Linked DNA regions of Homo sapiens: region 1 is linked to region 2. Evidence: read pairs that join two places in POLR2A ChIA-PET (ENCODE). Cell type or tissue: HCT116. All regions are shown on one strand. Links, peaks and the distances in the headings refer to the core of each region. The heading gives the core; the rest is flanking DNA. Region 1 has its middle 8.8 kb from the start of AFF4-DT. Region 2 overlaps HSPA4 (heat shock protein family A (Hsp70) member 4).

The links. ChIA-PET counts read pairs that join two places held together with the same protein. Peaks named below come from ENCODE experiments on the same cell type or tissue, not always from the same donor. Only the 100,000 strongest peaks of a DNase experiment are listed, where the experiment ranks them.
Region 1: POLR2A ChIA-PET joins it to region 2 with 5 read pairs; 31 of 35 experiments call an interaction of 5 or more read pairs at or near these places.

What each region holds. Positions count from the first base shown.
Region 1 is chr5:132,967,828-132,977,340 of GRCh38, forward strand. No RefSeq gene overlaps it. Among named protein-coding and RNA genes, the nearest start is that of AFF4-DT, 8.8 kb to the left of the region's middle. In HCT116, for the core only: no CTCF peak of the experiment used is centred there; no DNase peak of the experiment used is centred there.
Region 2 is chr5:133,061,588-133,069,587 of GRCh38, forward strand. HSPA4 (heat shock protein family A (Hsp70) member 4) reads left to right here. Exons shown (of 19, transcript NM_002154.4): 2 at 3,393-3,450; 3 at 5,830-5,970. Among named protein-coding and RNA genes, the nearest start is that of HSPA4, 14 kb to the left of the region's middle. In HCT116, for the core only: no CTCF peak of the experiment used is centred there; no DNase peak of the experiment used is centred there; H3K27ac peaks cover 620 bases.

The sequences.
Region 1 (9,513 bases), core at 831-8,830, 93 kb before region 2:
GGTAAGTGGAGGTTGTGGTGAGCCGAGATCTTCCCACTGCACTCCAGCCTGGGCAACAGAGTGAGAATCCGTCTCAAAAAAAAAAAAAAAGTATATAATGTACAGTTTTATGAGTTCTGACAAATGCATACAGTTGTGTAACTACCACCACAGTCAAGATATAGAACATTTCAATCACCACAAAATATTCCCTCTTGCCCCTTCGTAATGAACCCTTCATTTCAACCCCAGTTCCTGGAAAACATAGATCTACTTTTTGTCCTTATACCATTACCTTTTCCAGAATATCAAACAAATGGAATCATGCAGTATATAGCCTTTCAAGTCTGGCTTCTTTCACTTGGTATAATGCTTGTGAAATTTATCCATTGTTGTTTTCATGTATCAGTACTTTCTTTTTTTTTTTAATCACTGAATAGTATTCCATTGTGTGGATATAACATAGCTTGTTTAGCCATTAATCAGTTGAAGAACATTTGGGTTGTTTCCATTAACAAAAAACAATTAGAAGTCATTGTAGAAGTCCAAAAATAAAATAAAATAAAAATTATGAATAAAGCTACTATAAATATCCATGTACAAGGTTTCATTTGGGCCTTAAATGATCTCCACCAATATTTTCTGAAAATCACATCTAGATATAGGAACTACCAAGTCACAACTACAGCTACGTAAACATTATTCCATATTATTTTAGAAACTCAGATAATTTATTCATTATTTATCAAATATTTATTAAACATCTACTATATAGCAGGTATTGTTCTAAGCACATGGATAAGACAATTGTCAGATACTAGCTCCCCCAAAATACCACCAAGACAACCCATTGGCGAAACCCTGTCTCTACTAAAAATACAAAAAAATTAGCCAGGCGTGGTGGCGGACGCCTGTAATCCCAGCTACTTGGGAGGCTGAGGCAGGAGAATTGCTTGAACCCGGGAGGTGGAAGTTGCAGTGAGCCGAGACTGCACCATTGCACTCCAGCCTGGGTGACAGAATGAGACTCTGTCTCAAGAAAAAAAAAAGCAAAACTGAGTTATTGTTCACTTCAATAAAAAAGATCACTACCTTAACACAGTCTCAGTAACATCTTTAAGGGGGAAAGCAAAGTTGGAATATTTATAAGGTTTGGGGATCTGATTTAAGAGAGTTTTTCAATTCAAGGGGCTTGATTACAACTGGGTAAGAATCATGATACATTGGGATTTGTGGACATAGTAAGGAAAGGTTTTTTTTGAGACAGAGTTCTGCTCTTGTCACCCAGGCTGGAGTGCAGTGGCGAGATCTCTCGGCTCACTGCAACCTCCGCCTCCCAGGTTCAAGTGATTCTCTGGCCTCAGCATCCTGAGTAGCTGGGATTACAGGCGCCCACCACCACGCCCAGCTAATTTTTGTATTTTTAGTAGAGACGGGGTTTCGCCATGTTGGCCAGACTGGTCTCAAACTCCTGACCTCGGGTAATCCACCTACCTCAGCCTCCCAAAGTGCTGGGATTATAGGCGTGAACCACCGCACCCGGCCAGAAAAGGGTTTTAAAGAGTCTGGGATAGTGTATTAGTTTTCTACTGCTGCAGTAATGAATTACCACAAATTTAGGGGCTTCAAACACCACAAATGTGTTATCTTACAATTGTGTCAATAGAAGTCTGACACCAGTCTCACTTGATTAAGACAATGTATTGGCAAGACTGTTGCTTTCTACAAGCTCTAAGGGAGAGTCCTTCCCTTTTCCAGCTTCTAGAGACTGCCCTCATTCATTGGCTTGTGACCCTTTCCTCTGTCTTCAAAGAAAGCAGTGGCTGGTTGTGTTCTTTTAAAATCACATCACTTTGACTTTCTATTCCATCTCCATTATTTATTTTATATATATAAAAATATATATTTGGCTGGGCGCAGTGGCTCACACCTGTAATCTCAGCACTTTGGAAGGCCGAGGCGGGTGGATCACGAGGTCAGGAGATCGAGACCATCCTGGCGAACACAGTGAAACCCTGTCTCTACTAAAAATGCAAAAAATTAGCCGGGCGTGGTAGCACATGCCTATAGTCCCAGCTACTCGGGAGGCTTCGGCAGGAGAATGGCGTGAACCCAGGAAGCGGAGCTTGCGGTGAGCGGAGATGGAGCCACTGCACTCCAGCTTGGGTGACTGAGCGAGACTCTGTCTCAAAAAAAAAAAAAAAATTAGCCAGGCGTGGTGGCAGGTGCCTGTAGTCCCAGCTACTCGGGAGGGTGAGGCAGGAGAATGGTGTCAACCTGGGAGGCGGAGCTTGCAGTGAGCCAAGATCACATCACTGCATTCCAGCCTGGGCAACAGAGTGAGACTCCATCTCAAAAAAAAAAAAAAAAACCATATATATATATATTTCTTCTTATTATTTTGGGCCAACTCAGATCATTCAGAATCTCATCTACTTGTTTTAAGGTCAACTAAATAAACAACCTTAATTTCATCTGCCACCTCAATTCCCCTATGCCATATAAAATAGCATATTAGGGCCGGGCGCGGTGGCTCATGCCTGTAATCCCAGCACTTTGGGAGGCCAAGGCAGGTGGATCACAAGGTCAGGAATTCGAGACCAGGCTGGCCAATGTGGCGAGACTCCATCTCTACTAAAAATACAAAAATTAGCAGGGCATGGTGGCATGGTGTCGGGTGCCTGTAATCCCAACTACTCAGGAGGCTGAGGCAGGAGAATCACTTGAACTTGGGAGGCAGAGGGTTGCAGTGAGCTGAGATTGCACCATTGCACTCCAGCCTGGGTGATAAGAGTGAAACTTCATCTCAAAATAAAATAAAATAAATAATAAAATAGCATATTAGGTTGGGTGGGTTGGCTCATGCATGAAATCCCAGCACACTGGGAGGCTTAGGCAAGAGGATCACTTGAGCCCAGGAGTTCAAGACCAGCCTGAGCAACACAGTGAGACCCCATCTCTTAAAAAATTGAAAAATTAGCCAGATGTGGTGGTGCACGCCTGCAATCCCAGGTACTTGGGAGGCTGAGGTAGAAGGATAAATTGAGCCTGGGAGGTGGAGGCTACAATGATCCATGATCCTGCTGCTGGGTGACAGGGAGAGATCCTGTCTCAAAAAAAAAAAAAGCATATTAGTATATTCACAGGTTCACAAGTTCTAAGGATTAGTACATGAACATCTTTGGGGAAGAATTATTCTGCCTACCACAGAGCATAAAGTCACTTGAAGTCATCTATTGAAAAGCTGAGCAGTTAGATGTTCTTTTAAACATTTATATGGTTTGGATCTGTGTTCCCGCCCAAATCTCAAGTAAAATTGTAATTCCCAATGTTGGAGGTGGGGCCTGATGTGAGGTGATTGGATCATGGAGGTGTTTCTCATGAATAATTTAGCACCATCCTCTTAGTTCTGGTCTCATGATAGTGAGTTCTCATAAGATCTGGTTGACTAAAAGTGTGTGGCACAGCTGGGCATGGTGGCTCATGCCTGTAACCCTAGCACTTTGGGAGGCCAAGGTGGGCAGATCAATTGAGTTCAGGAATTTGAGACCAGCCTGGCCAACATGGCAAAACCCCATCTCTACAAAAATACAAAAATTAGCCTGGTGCGGTGGTTTGCACGTGTAGTCTCAGCTACTTGGGAGGCTAAGGCAGGAGACTTGCTTCAACTCAAGAGGCGGAGGTTGCAGTGAGCCAAGCTCACGCCACTGCATTCCAGCCTGGGCAACAGAATGAGACTCTGTCTCAGAAAAAAAAAAAAAGTTTGTGGCACCTCCCCCATTATGCTCTCTTGCTGCTACTCTGGCCTCGTGATGTGTGTGGTCCCTCTTCACATTCCGCGATGATTGTAAGTTTCCTGAGGCCTCCCCATTAGCCGAGAAGATGCTAGTATCATGCTTCTTGTACAACCTGCATAACTGTGAGCCAATTAAACCTCTTATCTTTATAAATTACGCAGCCTCAGGTATTTCTTTATGGCAGTGCAAGAACGGACTAATGCCTGTCATTCCAGCTACTCGGGAGGCTGAGGCAGGAGAATCACTTGAACCTGGGAAGCAGAGGTTGCAGTCAGCCAAGACCCCGCCATTGCACTCCAGCCTGTGCAATAGAGTGAGACTCTGTCTGAAAAAACAAACAAACAAACAGACTAATACAAACACGATTTTGAAAAGTTGCTGAAATTGTTAGAGGTGTTCCAACAGAGAGACTCCATCTTGACTACGGGCTGGGTGAAACAAGGCTGAGACCTACTGGGCTGCATTCCCAGGAGGTTAGGCATTCTTAGTCACAGGATGAGATAGGAGGTCGGCACAAGATACAGGTCACAAAGACCTTGCTGATAAAACAGATTGTAGTAACGAAGCTGGCTAAAACCCACCAAAACCAAGATGGTGATGAAAGTGACCTCTGATCGTCCTCATTGCTCATTATTCCTTAATCATAAATCATTAGCACGCTAAAGACACTCCCACCAGCACAATGATAGTGTACAAATGCCATAGCAATGTCCTGAAGTTACCCTATATGGTCTAAAGGGGGGAGGAATGCTTAGTTCTGGGAAATCCCTGCCCCTTTCCTGGAAAACTCATGAATAATCCACTCCTTATTTAGCATATGATCAAGAAATAACTATAAGTATACTTAGTCAAGTGGCCCATGTCACTGTTCTGTCTATGGAGTATCATTCTTTTGTTTCTTCTGTAATAAACGTGCTTTTACTCTACCCTATTGATGGACTCCCCTGAATTCTTTTTCTTTGTCTTTTTTTTTTTTTTTTTTTTTTTGAGAGGGAGTCTTGCTCTGTGGCCCAGGCTGGAGTTCAGTGGTGCGATCTCAGCTTGCTGCAACCTCTGCATCCCGGGTTCAAGCTATTCTCCTGCCTTGGCCTCCCGAGTAGGTGGGATTGCAGGCACATGCCACCACGACCAGCTAATGTTTTTTGTATTTTTAGTAGACACGGGGTTTCACCATGTTGGCCAGGATGGTCTCCAACTCCTGACCTCAAGTGATCCACCCGCCTTGGCCTCCCAAAGTGCTGGGATTACAGGTGTGAGCCACCATGCCCGGCCTAGCAAACTTTCTATGTAAGAAACAGATAGTAAAATATTTTAGGCTTTGCAGGTCAAGTGGCAAAATCAAAGATTTTTTTTTTTTTTTTTTGAGATAGGATCTCACTCTATCACCCAGGCTGGAGTGCAGTGGTGCAATCTCAGGTCACTGCAGCCTCCATCTCTCAGGTTCAAGTGATTTTCCTGCCTCAGCCACCCAAGTAGCTGAGATTACAGGCACCCGCCACCACACCCAGCTAATTTTTGTATTTTTAGTATACAATTTGGTTTAACCAAATTGGCCAGGCTGGTCTTGAACTCCCGACCTCAAGAGACCTACCCACCTTGGCCTCTCAAAGTGCTGGGATTCCAGGTGTGAGCCACCATACCCGGCTAAATCAATGATTTCATCGAGGTACTTACATAATAATATAAAAGTTTCCATAAATATTTTATTGGTAACATTTACACTTTTTATGTGTGTGTGTGGAAAACACAGTCTCACTATATTGCCCTGGCAGGTTTCAAACTCCTGGGCTCAAGCTGTCCTCCTACCTCTGCCTCCTTAAGAGCTGGGATTACAGGGTTGAGCCACCATGCCTAGCTTATTGATAAAATTTAAAATATAGTAGTTAAGTTTTCAGGCCTGTTAATAAGAATAAAGCAATTTTGGCTAGACGCAGTGACTCACGCCTGTAAACTCAGCACTGTTGGAGGCCGAGGCAGGAGGATCACTTGAGGTCAGAAGTTTGAGAGCAGCCTGGCCAACATGGTGAAACCCCATCTCTACTGAAAATACAAAAATTAGCTGGGCATGGTTGTGCGTGCCTGTGATCCCAGCTACTTGGGAGGCTGAGGTAGGAGAATAGCTTGAGCCTGGGAGTCGGAGGTTGCGGTGAGCAGAGATCGATCACACAATTGCACTCCATCCTGGGCTACAGAATGAGTCTCTGTCTCAAAAAAAGAAAGAGAAGAAAAAGAAAATATCTTTTCACACAGATACGTACTCTTAAATATGTTATCAATCCACTGTCATATGATATTATTTTAGAATAATCATTGCTGGAGAGAAATTTATAAAATTTTATTAGAGGTTGGGCCCAGTGCCTCATGCCTAAATCCCAGGACTTTGGGAGGCCAAGGCGGGGAGATCACTTGAGGTCAGGGGTTCGACACCAGCCTGGCCAACATGGTGAAACCCCGTCTCTATTAAAAATACAAAAATTAGCCAGGCGTGGTAGTGCTTACCTGTAATCCCAGCTACTCAGGAGGCTGAGGCAGGAGAATCGTTTGAACCAAGGAAGTGGAGGTTGCAGTAAGCTGAGATCTTGCCACTGCACTCCAGCCTGGGTGACAGAGTGAAACTGTCTCAAAAAAAATAAATAAGTACATTGTATTAGACTGTTCTCTTAATATATGCCTTTGAGCATATCATTACATTGAAAAGTAATCACCTCCAATTGAAGATTAGATGGGAGATCCTCAATTGTACATTTAAACTGATTTTGAAATATGGAAATTTCCAGCCGGGAATGGTGGCTCACACCTGTAATCCCAGCACTTTGGGAGGCTGAGGCAGGCAGATCATGAGGCCAAGAGATCGAGACCAGTCTGGCCAACATGGTGAAACCTCATCTCTACTAAGAATACAAAAATTAGCTGGGTGTGGTGGCGTGCACCTGTAGTCCCAGCTGCTCAGGAGGCTGAGGCAGGAGAATCGCTTGAACCAGGGAGGTGGAGGTTGCAGTGAGCCGAGATCATGCCACTGCACTCCAGCCTGGTGACAGAGTGAGACTCCATCTCAAAAAAAAAAAAAAAAAGAAAAAGAAATACAGAAATTTACTTTATACGTGAGAGCCAAAACATGCTGTAGGCACTGTAGTTCAAATCACAGAAAAGATGTATGCTGCAAACTTGTGCAATAATGGACATCTCAGGTCTTCTTTTAACTTTGACACCAGGCCAGGCACAGTGGCTCACACCTGTAATGCCAGTACTTTGGTAGGCCAATGCGGGCAAATCACCTGAGGTCAGGAGTTCCAGACCAGCCTGGCCAACATGGTGAAACCCTGTCTCTTTTAAAAATACAAAAATTAGCCAGGTGTGGTAGCGCTCACCTGTAGTCCCAGCTACTCTGGAGGCTCAGGTAGGAGAATCGCTTGAACTTGGAAGGTGGAGGGTTCAGTGAGCTGAGATCATGCCACTGCAATCCAGCCTGGGCAACAGTGAGACTCTGTCTCAAAAAAAAAAAAAAAAAAAATTGACACCATAGGACGTGCCTAAATCAACCTGACATTTCTTGTGATTCAAACAACGTTATGTATTGCCCAAAACGACTTTATCACAGTAAGAGTTTCACATATCAATACCATTTTAATTGATAATTTTAGGTTGAATGTATTAAGAAACGTTATCACATCTTCAGCAAAAGCTAATCTCTAAAACCACTTAGTATTCAATAAAACTGGTTGAGGGCAATTCTCATTCATAAGAATTTCCATCTCACAGAATTATTCATCATAGCCAAAGGTAAAAGCAACTGACTGTTCAACAATGAATGAATGGATAAGCAAAATGGGGTATAGATGTATATACAATGAAATATTATTCAAACTCCAAAAGGAAGAACAGCTGGGCACAGTGGGTCACGCCTGTAATCCCAGCACTTTGGGAGGCTAAGGCAGGCAGATTACTTGAAGTTAGGAGTTCGAGACCACCCTGGCCAACACGGTGAAACCCCATCTCTACTAAAAATACAAAAATTAGCCAGGTGTGTTGGCACATACCTATAATCTCAGCTACTTGGGTGGCTGAGGCAGAAGAATCCCTTGAACCTGAGAGGCAGAGTTTGCAGTGAGCCGAGATTATGTCAGTGCACTCCAGCCTGGGCAACAGAGTGAGACTCTGCCTCAAAAAAAAAAAAAAAAAAAAAAAAGGAAGGACAAGTGCTAAAACTTGGATGTACCTTGAGGATATTATGCAAGATGAAATAAGACAATCAAAAAAGACAAATACTATATGATTCCACTTGCATAAGTTACCAAGAGCTGTCGAATTCACAAAGACATAAAGTAGAATGGCAGTTCCTAGGGGTTGGGAGTAGGGAGGTAATGAGGAATTATTATTTAATGGGTATAGAGCTTGAGTTTTGCAATATGAAAAGTTCTAGAGATGGATGGTGGTAATGGTGGCCATGGTTTCACAACATTGTCAATATACTTAATACCATTGAACTGTACACTTAAAAATTGTTAGGATGGTATAATGTTATGTGTATTTTACCACAAGTTTTAAAAATTTCCTTCTCAGCTGGGCACCGTAGCTCATGCCTATAATCCCAATACTTTGGGAAGCCGAGGCAGGTGGATCACCTGAGGTCGGGAGTTCGAGACCAGCCTGACCTACATGGAGAAACCCCATCTCTACTAAAAATACAAAAAATTAGCTGGGCATGGTGGTGCATGCCTGTACTCCCAGCTACTCAGGAGGCTGAGGCAGGAGAATTGCTTGAACCCGGGAGGTGGAGGTTGCGGTGAGCTGAGATTGTGCCATCGCACTCCAGCTTGGGCAACAAAAGTGAAATTCCATCTCAAAAAAAAAAATTTTCCTTCTCAGCCCTGAGCTTAAATAAAATAGTAAGTTACAACTGCTAAGCCATCAAACTGCTGTATAGTAGATCAAGTCAGATATTCAGCTTCATTACTGAAAAAAATCCTGGAATTCATAATGATTAAGTCCAGAAGAGCAAATAAAGTTCACTGTTGACACTGTTGGCTCAATAACACATGATAAATTCAAATATTTCCTGCAAGGGTTTTTTTTTTTTTTGAGATGGAGTCTTGCTCTGTCACCCTGGCTGGAGTGCAGTGGTGCAATCTCAGCTCACTGCAACCTCTGCCTCCTGGGTTCAAGAGATTCTCCTGCCTCAGCCTCCTGAGTAGCTGGGACCACAGGTGCACGCCACCACACCCAGATAATTTTTGTATTTTCAGTAGAGATGGGGTTTCACCATGTTGGCCAAGCTAGTCTCGATCTCCTGACCTCGTGATCCACATGCCTTGGCCTCCCGAAGTGCTGGAATTACAGGCATGAGCCACTGTGCCCAGCCCCCTGCAAGGATTTAAACATCTTACATTGTCACAAGCTTAGTGAATCTGCCCAGCTAAGTTTCTTCTGTCCCACAAATATTGGTAACCCCATAAATTATAACACATCTTAGCAGATTCCACTTCAGGTTGTACTGAATTTCAAATTCTTTGAAAATATTCTCACATGTACTTATTCCATAGAGACTACTCTTTGAAGCTAATTCTTCAGTCACTTCCAACTTAACATTGCTCATTGAATAAACAACTTAACAGTTTTGCTAACATCCATCACCTTTTTAACAGTCAAAGACATACAGATGAAAAACAAGAAAAGTCTCCAGAAATAAACACCTCTCATTTATAAGTAGTTGATATTGAACAAGAATTCTTTTTTTTTT
Region 2 (8,000 bases), core at 1-8,000:
ACCAAGTCCAGTTTTAAGAGGTAAAAAGGATTACCACCCCTCCCCACCACCCGACTGAGTCTTGCTCTCTTGCCCAGGCTGGAGTGCAGTGGCGTGATCTTGGCTCACTACAACCTCCACATCCTGGGTTCAAGCGATTCTGGTGCCTCAGCCTCCCGAGTAGCTGGGACTACAGGCGTGTGCCACCACGCCTGGCTAATTTTTTTGTTTTTTGTTTTGTATTTTTAGTAGAGACAGAGTTTCGCCATGTTGGCCAGGCTGATCTTGAACTCCTGACCTCAGGTGATCTGCCTGCCTTGGCCTCCCTAAGTGCTGGGATTACAGACGTGAGCCACCGTGCCCGGTAAACGATTACTTTTTATTTGGGGGCTGGGGTGGGTTGAGAAGGCTTTACAGACAAAATAGGTGGAATTTCTAGAGAATACGTGAAGGTACTAAGCATTTCAGACGTCAAAAGTGACATAAGCAAAGCAGGAAGATTGGGATACTTTATTCAACTTGTGTTGATTGTGTGGATGAAATACAGCTGGAAAATGGGATTGGGTTGGGAGAGGCCTTAGGTTCCATATTAAGGAATATAGGTTTTATTTGTTGGTAGTTGGTTTTGTTTGGAAGGTAATTAGAAGCAAGACAGTTTCAGAGTTACTGACATAGAATAGGAAATTAACCCTTCAGCAGGATTTGCAGGAAAGTTGGGGATTGTAATTATTTTGAGGAGATAAAGGTTTGAAAAAGGGCTGCAGGAAACAATGGAAGATGAGTAACATTGCCTTTTAGTTATGTTGTGATTGGGGTCATGGTGGGATATACCTTAGAAATTTAGATCTGGTGGTATTTAGAAAGATGGAGGTGTGCCAATTATTAGGCTTATGCTAGGCAGCCTTTTTGAGGTGGAGGAAGTGGGTAAGATTGCCTTGGGCAATTTCCTAAAGGGTAATATGGGCTTTGAGAGGAGAGACATTTACGTGGTAGTGAGGATTTTTTTTTATTTATTTGCATCTAGTGTCTAAAACAGAGATTTTATTTGTTTTAGTGATTGGTGGCATAGTTGCAGAAAGGCTGAGCTTGACACCTTTGCTTTTGAGGGGCTACTCCCAGCACTTTCTAGGCCCAAAAGCTTAGGATTTGGAGGAATTCTGATGAGGTCCTAGGGTGTACCATGTTTGTTCTTCCTGTCATTTAATAGAAGTCATGGCTTCCTGTGGCTGCCCTGGGAGATTGGCTTACAGGGGTTCTTAGCCATTGGTTGTGAAGGACCACTGAAGCCCAGGGAGGCCCAGCATTCTGCCAGTTTCCACAGGGCTCTTAAGTTTATGTTTCTACCAAATCAGTAGTTCATCTAATTTAGTCAGATTTGGACCAAGGCAGTATGGTTCCAGAGCTCTTATTTACTCTGTTGACTTGGAAGAATTAGGAGTTCAGGGAGGATGAGAGTCAAAGCTTCAGACATCACCTAGAGTCCTGACTTCATTGCTTTCAGGTTGCATGACCCTGGATAAATTTATTTACTATCTTTTTTTTTTAAGGCAGGGTCTTGCTTGCTCTCTTCCCCAGGCTGGAGTGCAATAGCATGATCACAGCTTACTGCAGCCTCAGGCTCCTGGGTTCAGGTGATCCTCCTGCCTCAGCCACCCCCACCCCGTGACTGCCCCATAGCTGGGATTACAGGTGCTCACCACCATGCCCAGCTAATTTTTTTGTATTTTTTTTTTATAGAGACAGGGTTTCGCCATGCTGCCCAGGCTGGTCTTGAATTCCTGTACTCAAATGATCCACTTGCTTTGGCCTCCCAAAACGTTGGGATTACAGGCTTGAGCCACTGCGCCCAGCCAAATTTACTCTTTTTTTTGTTTTGTTTTTGAGACGGAGTCTCGCTGTTGTTGCCCAGGCTGGAGTGCAGTGGTGCGATCTTGGCTCACTGCAACCTCCGTCTCCCAGGTTCAAGTGATTCTCCTGCCTCAGCCTCCTGAGTAGCTGGGATTATAGGCGCCCGCCACCATGCCCAGCTAATTTTTTTGTATTTTTAGTAGAGACGGGGTTTGATCATGTGGGCGTGGCTGGTCTCGAACTCCAGACCTCAGGTGATCTGCCCGCCTCGGCCCCCCAAAGTGCTGGAATTACAGGCATGAGCCACCACGCTCGGCCAAAATTTACTTATACTTATTAATGCCCTTTTTTGTTTGTTTTGTTTTTGAGATAGGGTCTTGCTCTGTTGCCAGGCTGGAGTGCAGTGGCACAATCTCGGCTCACTGCAACCTCCGACTCCTTGGTTCAAGCAATTCTCCTGCCTCAGCCTCTTGAGTAGGTGGGATTACAGGCACATGCCACCACGCCCAGCTACTTTTTGTATTTTTAGTAGGGACAGGGTTTCACCATGTTGGCCTGGCTAGTCTCGAACTCCTGACCTCAGGTGATCCGCCTGCCTCAGCCCGCCAAAGTGCTGGGATTACAGGCGTGAGCCACTGCACTTTTTAAGCGTAAGCACAGAGTTTTTATTTAACCTTCAAGCAGGTTTCAGTTTCGCCTTTCTAAAAGAAGCAGTAAATGGATTAAATCAGGAGATTGTGTATGAATTGGTGATTTAGAAGAATGTTCAGAAGTGGGGTTAAAGTTCCTTGTCAGAAATTCTGAGTCCTGGCCAGGTGCGGTGGCTCACGCCTATAACGTCAGCATTTTGGGAGTCCAAGGTGGGTGAATCATCTGAGGTCAGGAGTTCGATACCAGCCTGACCAACATGGTGAAACTCCATCTCTACTAAAAATACAAAAATTAGCTGGGCGTGATGGTGCATGCCTGTAATCCCAGCTACTTGGGAGGCTGAGGCATGAAAATCACTTGAACCTGGGAGGCGGAGGTTGCAGTGAGCTGAGATAGGGCCACTGCAGTCCTGCCTAGGCAACAGAGTGAGACTCTTGGAAAAAAAAAAAAATTGAGTGCCTGGAAACTAGTTGTAGAAAAATTACTTTTTTACTTATTTAATAGGGCGAGAGTTGTTTTCAGGGTTTGTAGACTATATTCTTGGTGAAGTTGTGAGCTGTCTTAAAAATGTTAATTGATACATTGATGTGAGGGTACATTATTTTATACTGGGATTTTGAACAGGAGACTTGAAAAGTAATTAGAGGATGGTAGAGACTGTCTAGCCCACCTCTCTAGTATTCTAGACAGGTAGTTATCACATCAGATCTGTGCTCCAGCATGTAAATGACAGGACTCAGTTGTAAGAGGCAACCTGTTCCATGGACAGATTTACTCAATAGAAAGGTCAAAATCATAGATTTGTACCATTAAAATATATGGCATTTTAGCTGATACTCAGATCTTGCCTGCTATGCTTTTGGATTTATTATTGTAGTAAGATTTAATTCTTAAGTGCTTTTTTTGTCTTCTAGGGCTTGCATTTCTTTTGGTCCTAAGAATCGTTCAATTGGAGCAGCAGCTAAAAGCCAGGTAAAGTTTCATTTTTTTCCTAAAATGACTTATTTCTCCTCTTCATCCATGTGTTCAGCAAGTAGTTGAATGCCCATTATGTGCCTAACACTGGTAGGCCTTGGGAATACAACTGGCAGATACAGACCTCTTCTCTGTTCCCATGTACAGTCAGCCCTCAGAATTCCATGGGTTCTGCATCTGTAGATTCAAACAACTGTGGATCAAAAATATTTTTGGGAAAAAATACAACACTGGAACAATAAAAAATACAAATGAAAACAATCCAGTGTAACAACTACTTACATAGCATTTACATTGTATTAGGTGTTATAAGTAATCTAGAGACAACTTCAGGTATACAGGAGGATGTGCATAGGTTATAGGCCAATACTATGTCATTTTGTCTAAGGGACTTGAGCATCTGTGGATTTTGGTCTAATTCAAGGAGTGCCCTGGAATCAGTCCCCTGCAGATACCCAGGAACCACTGCTTCAGTGAGAAGCACCTGGCCTTAAAATAGCATTAGCAGTATAATCTGTTTAATGCAAACTGCCAGGGTGTATTTTGTCCAGATCTTGTTAAGCAAGGCTTGCTTGTTCCTTGATATTTTACATGCTCCTTAAGTCTGTCTTGTTGGGCCTTTCATCTTACTCATATATAAGGTAAGTGTTGATCTTGTTAAACAAGTTTCTCAAGGAAGGAAAGCATACCTCTAGAAATACATTAAAGGACTTGCTTTTAGTTTACTCTGTAAACCAGGAACCTGACGTAGTTGCTGGTTTCTGAATAACCAGAGCAGCAGAACCCCAAGAGTTCTGTTATTCTAAGTGTCTGAGATATCTGTAAAATTAAGGAGTTGCATGTTTGACCTTCTTATGGTTCAGCCTGGAGCAACCCTATAGGGTGAATCTGTTTTTGAATGGGGCAGGGCCTAAAATTTATTAGCCTAAAAAAGTGGTGCTTGGCCAATTGGTTTTTAATTAAGTTGGATGTTTTATAGTTCATTTTCACAGTGTTCGAGATCTTTTAGGAGACAGCAGGTAGAAAATATTGGGCCATTTTGAAATCTCTTCCTTCTAAAATTTGAGCAAATCGCTCCTGTTTTTTAAACCTGCTTTTCATGATTGAGAGACAGTTACTATACTAAACTGGCTGCCCAGTTCTAGGTTGATACAGTTATTGTGTTACAGAGTTTCTGTTTGGCAGCTTGCTCGAGGAAGGCATGATTTGGGTGGCCTCATCTGTTTCATAAAAGGACTTCTGTGTGTTCCCTTTCATCTAGTTGATACAGGAGCTTACTACATCTCCTGCATTGGGAGGAGCAGCCTGTAAATCTTAAGCAGAAGGTCATTCTGGAATTTTTTGAATATTTTTGTCAGCATTTTCCCCTCATAAATTGTGATAGTTTATTCTAGAAGAATTAGAAAACATAGATAAAAAAGTGTAAGTCACCTGTTCAACCATTATCCAAAAATCATATAGACATTTGTCTTACCACCTTCTGAAAACTTTACCTGTTGATATTTCATTGTATGAATAGCCCATAATTTAAGCATTTCCCTGTTATTAACCATTTAGGCTGTTTCTAGGCGTCTGCTACTACAAATAATACTCTCCCAATATCCTTTTGTGTTCATTTTTGTGTACTTAGTATGATTTTTTTTTTCCCCTTTATGAGAAATTTGTTTCACTGGAATTTTTTTTCTTTTCTTTTTTCTTTTTTTTTTTTTTTTTGAGAGTGCAGTTTTTGAGAGTGCAGTGGCCCTGTCAGCGCAACCTCCACCTCCCAGGTTCAAATGATTCTCATGCCTCAGCCTCCTGAGTAGCTGGGGTTACAGGTGCGCACCACCATGCCTGGCTAATTTTTTGTATTTTTAGTAGAGACAGCGTTTCACCATGTTGGTCAGGCTGGTCTCGAGCTCCTGACCTCAAATGAGGCCCTGGCTTCTTTCAAAGTGCTGGGATTACAGGCGTGAGCCATGACACCCGGCCTTAACTAGAATTTCTAAATCAATTTATGTATTGCTGAGTTGGTTCCTGGAAACTTTCAACCATAAACTATGGGCAATTTTTAAAGGCTAAAAGTTATTTTATGTAAATGTTTATTAGAAGTTTAAGAACAGAAAATACTTATGCAAGTATAATGACCTGACTTCATGGGATATAGGAAGAGCAGGGCTCTATTTTTAGCCCTGCCACTCTGAGACCCATGCAAATCCCTCCTCCCTCACTTCGCATGCTAGTGGGCACCATTTAGAAAAGTTTAGGGTCTGAAGAAACCAAAACCAAGAAGGAGACTCTATATAAAGTTAAAATGTTGCTAATTTAATCTGAGGCTGTTGAAATAAAAAAAAAATTAGTAGTAGTCTTTCCACTCTTTGATATTCTTTCTCTTAGGTAATTTCTAATGCAAAGAACACAGTCCAAGGATTTAAAAGATTCCATGGCCGAGCATTCTCTGATCCATTTGTGGAGGCAGAAAAATCTAACCTTGCATATGATATTGTGCAGTTGCCTACAGGATTAACAGGTATAAAGGTAAGGTTGTCAGGTTAATGCCTTTTAATTAAAATGCATTATTATATTTTATCAGTTCAATATCTATCTGTACTTTTCTGATGTCAGATTGCAATGAAAATGCTTACAGTTGCTTAGGGAAAGCTTTTTTCTAGTAAAGACTATTTGACAATTTTTGAATGATCTGGATGTTGGTTGGGAGCCATGAGTGGTGCTCTTAATATGGGTTGGAGACCTGGGTAGTGATGGTTTGAAGTTAATACTGCCATTGCTGCTTGTTTTGCTCACTGATGCAGTGGGCTTTTTAGCATGATTTTAGGGAATGACTTCTGGAAGAGCAGGCAAAGCAATCACAGTTTTTTTTTTTTTTTTTTGAGATGGACTCTCGCCTTGTCACCCAGGCTGGTGGGCAATGGTGTGATCTTGGCTCACTGCCACCTCTGCCTCCTGGGTTCCAGCGATTCTCCTGCCTCAGCCTACCAAGTAGCTGGGATTACAGGCACGTGCCACCATGCCTGGGTAGTTTTTTGCATCTTTAGTAGAGACGGGGTTTCACTGTGTTGGCCAGGTTGGTCTCGAACTCCTGACCTTGTGATTCCCCTGCCTCAGCCTCCCAAAGTGCTGGGATTACAGGCGTGAGCCACCGCACCTGGTAGGAATCACAGTTTTAAGTCACTAGCAGATAGATGGACATACTCTTGGAGATAGGATTTAATTTAGAAAGAGATGTTCTTTTGGGGAAAAGTGAGTTTGGTCTTTATCTCTGGTACATCTAGTGGAGTCTCTGTGAAGTATGCAGTGAACTGATCACAGAAAAAGGGTAAGAGGCTGGGAGATGGATAGGGTGGACACATTTGCCTTTCTTGCACTCAGAGGTAGTAAGAGGAATCCATGAGGGGGGGTGGGGGCGTGATTGGCTTTCCAGGCAGGTGAGATTACGGAGAGATTTGGTTTTGGAGGCCAAGAATCAGGAGAACAGGCTGGAAAGCCAAGAGATGTTGAGAACCATGAGAAAAAGGTAGTCTGCTGTTGCAGTGTAGCTGATAATTTAGTTGTATTTAGAAGTGAAAAATTCTGAAAATTAAAGAATGATGACTGGGTTTTCTTAAAATATCTGTGGTAATTAAGGACAGTTTGAATGGGATAGTAAAAGATGAAGCTGAAGCACAGGAGAGAGAAAGGGGTTAAAAAGGGAGGTGAAGAAATGTGCAATACTTATTAGAAATAAGAAATAAAGAAATAGGATAGGTATTGGCAGATTTATTCATAAGCATTGCAAGAAGCAAAGGAGAAAAAGACTAGGAAGAAGATTTGGGAAACAAGTAGATGCAAGTCTAAAAGTGGTGGAATTGACCTCAGAATTAGGCAAATAGCAGGGAAGAAAGAGATAATTTAGAAAGGGCACCAGGAGGGATATTTCCCCATCTTTATCATGCAATAAAGTAAGAACTGTTCAATTCTAAACCATAATAAATTGTGGTTGGGCTGGGGAGTCAGAAGGTGGCACGCAAGCTTGAGTTAGGGCAGCAGCTAAAAGAAGAGAGCAACATGTTCTATTCTGGATTGTAATTTGGGAATATGGGCATGTAGGATGGGTTGGGATTGTTTTAGGCAGTCCTTCAATATTTAAAATTCGTAACTGTTATCACATTTGCAGACTTTTATCTGGAATAGGGCTTTATCTTGAAGCTTTGTTCATTATTGTTACTTATTTAAAATTTTTTTTTTTTTTTGAGACAATATCACTGTGTCACCTAGGCTGGAGTGCAGTGGCACGATGTAGGTTTACTGCAACCTCTGCCTCCTGGGTTCAAGCAATTCTCATGCTTCAGTCTCCCTAGTAGCTGGGATTACAGGCATGGACCATCATGCCCAGCTAATTTTTTGTGTTTTTAGTAGAGATGGGGTTTCACCATTTTGGTCACGCTGGTCTTGAACTCCTAACCTCAAGTGATTTGCCCGCCTCAGCCTCCCAAAATGCTGGGACTACAGGTGTGAGCCACTGCACCTAGCCCATCTTTTATTATTTAATTCAACCAGTATATATTGTG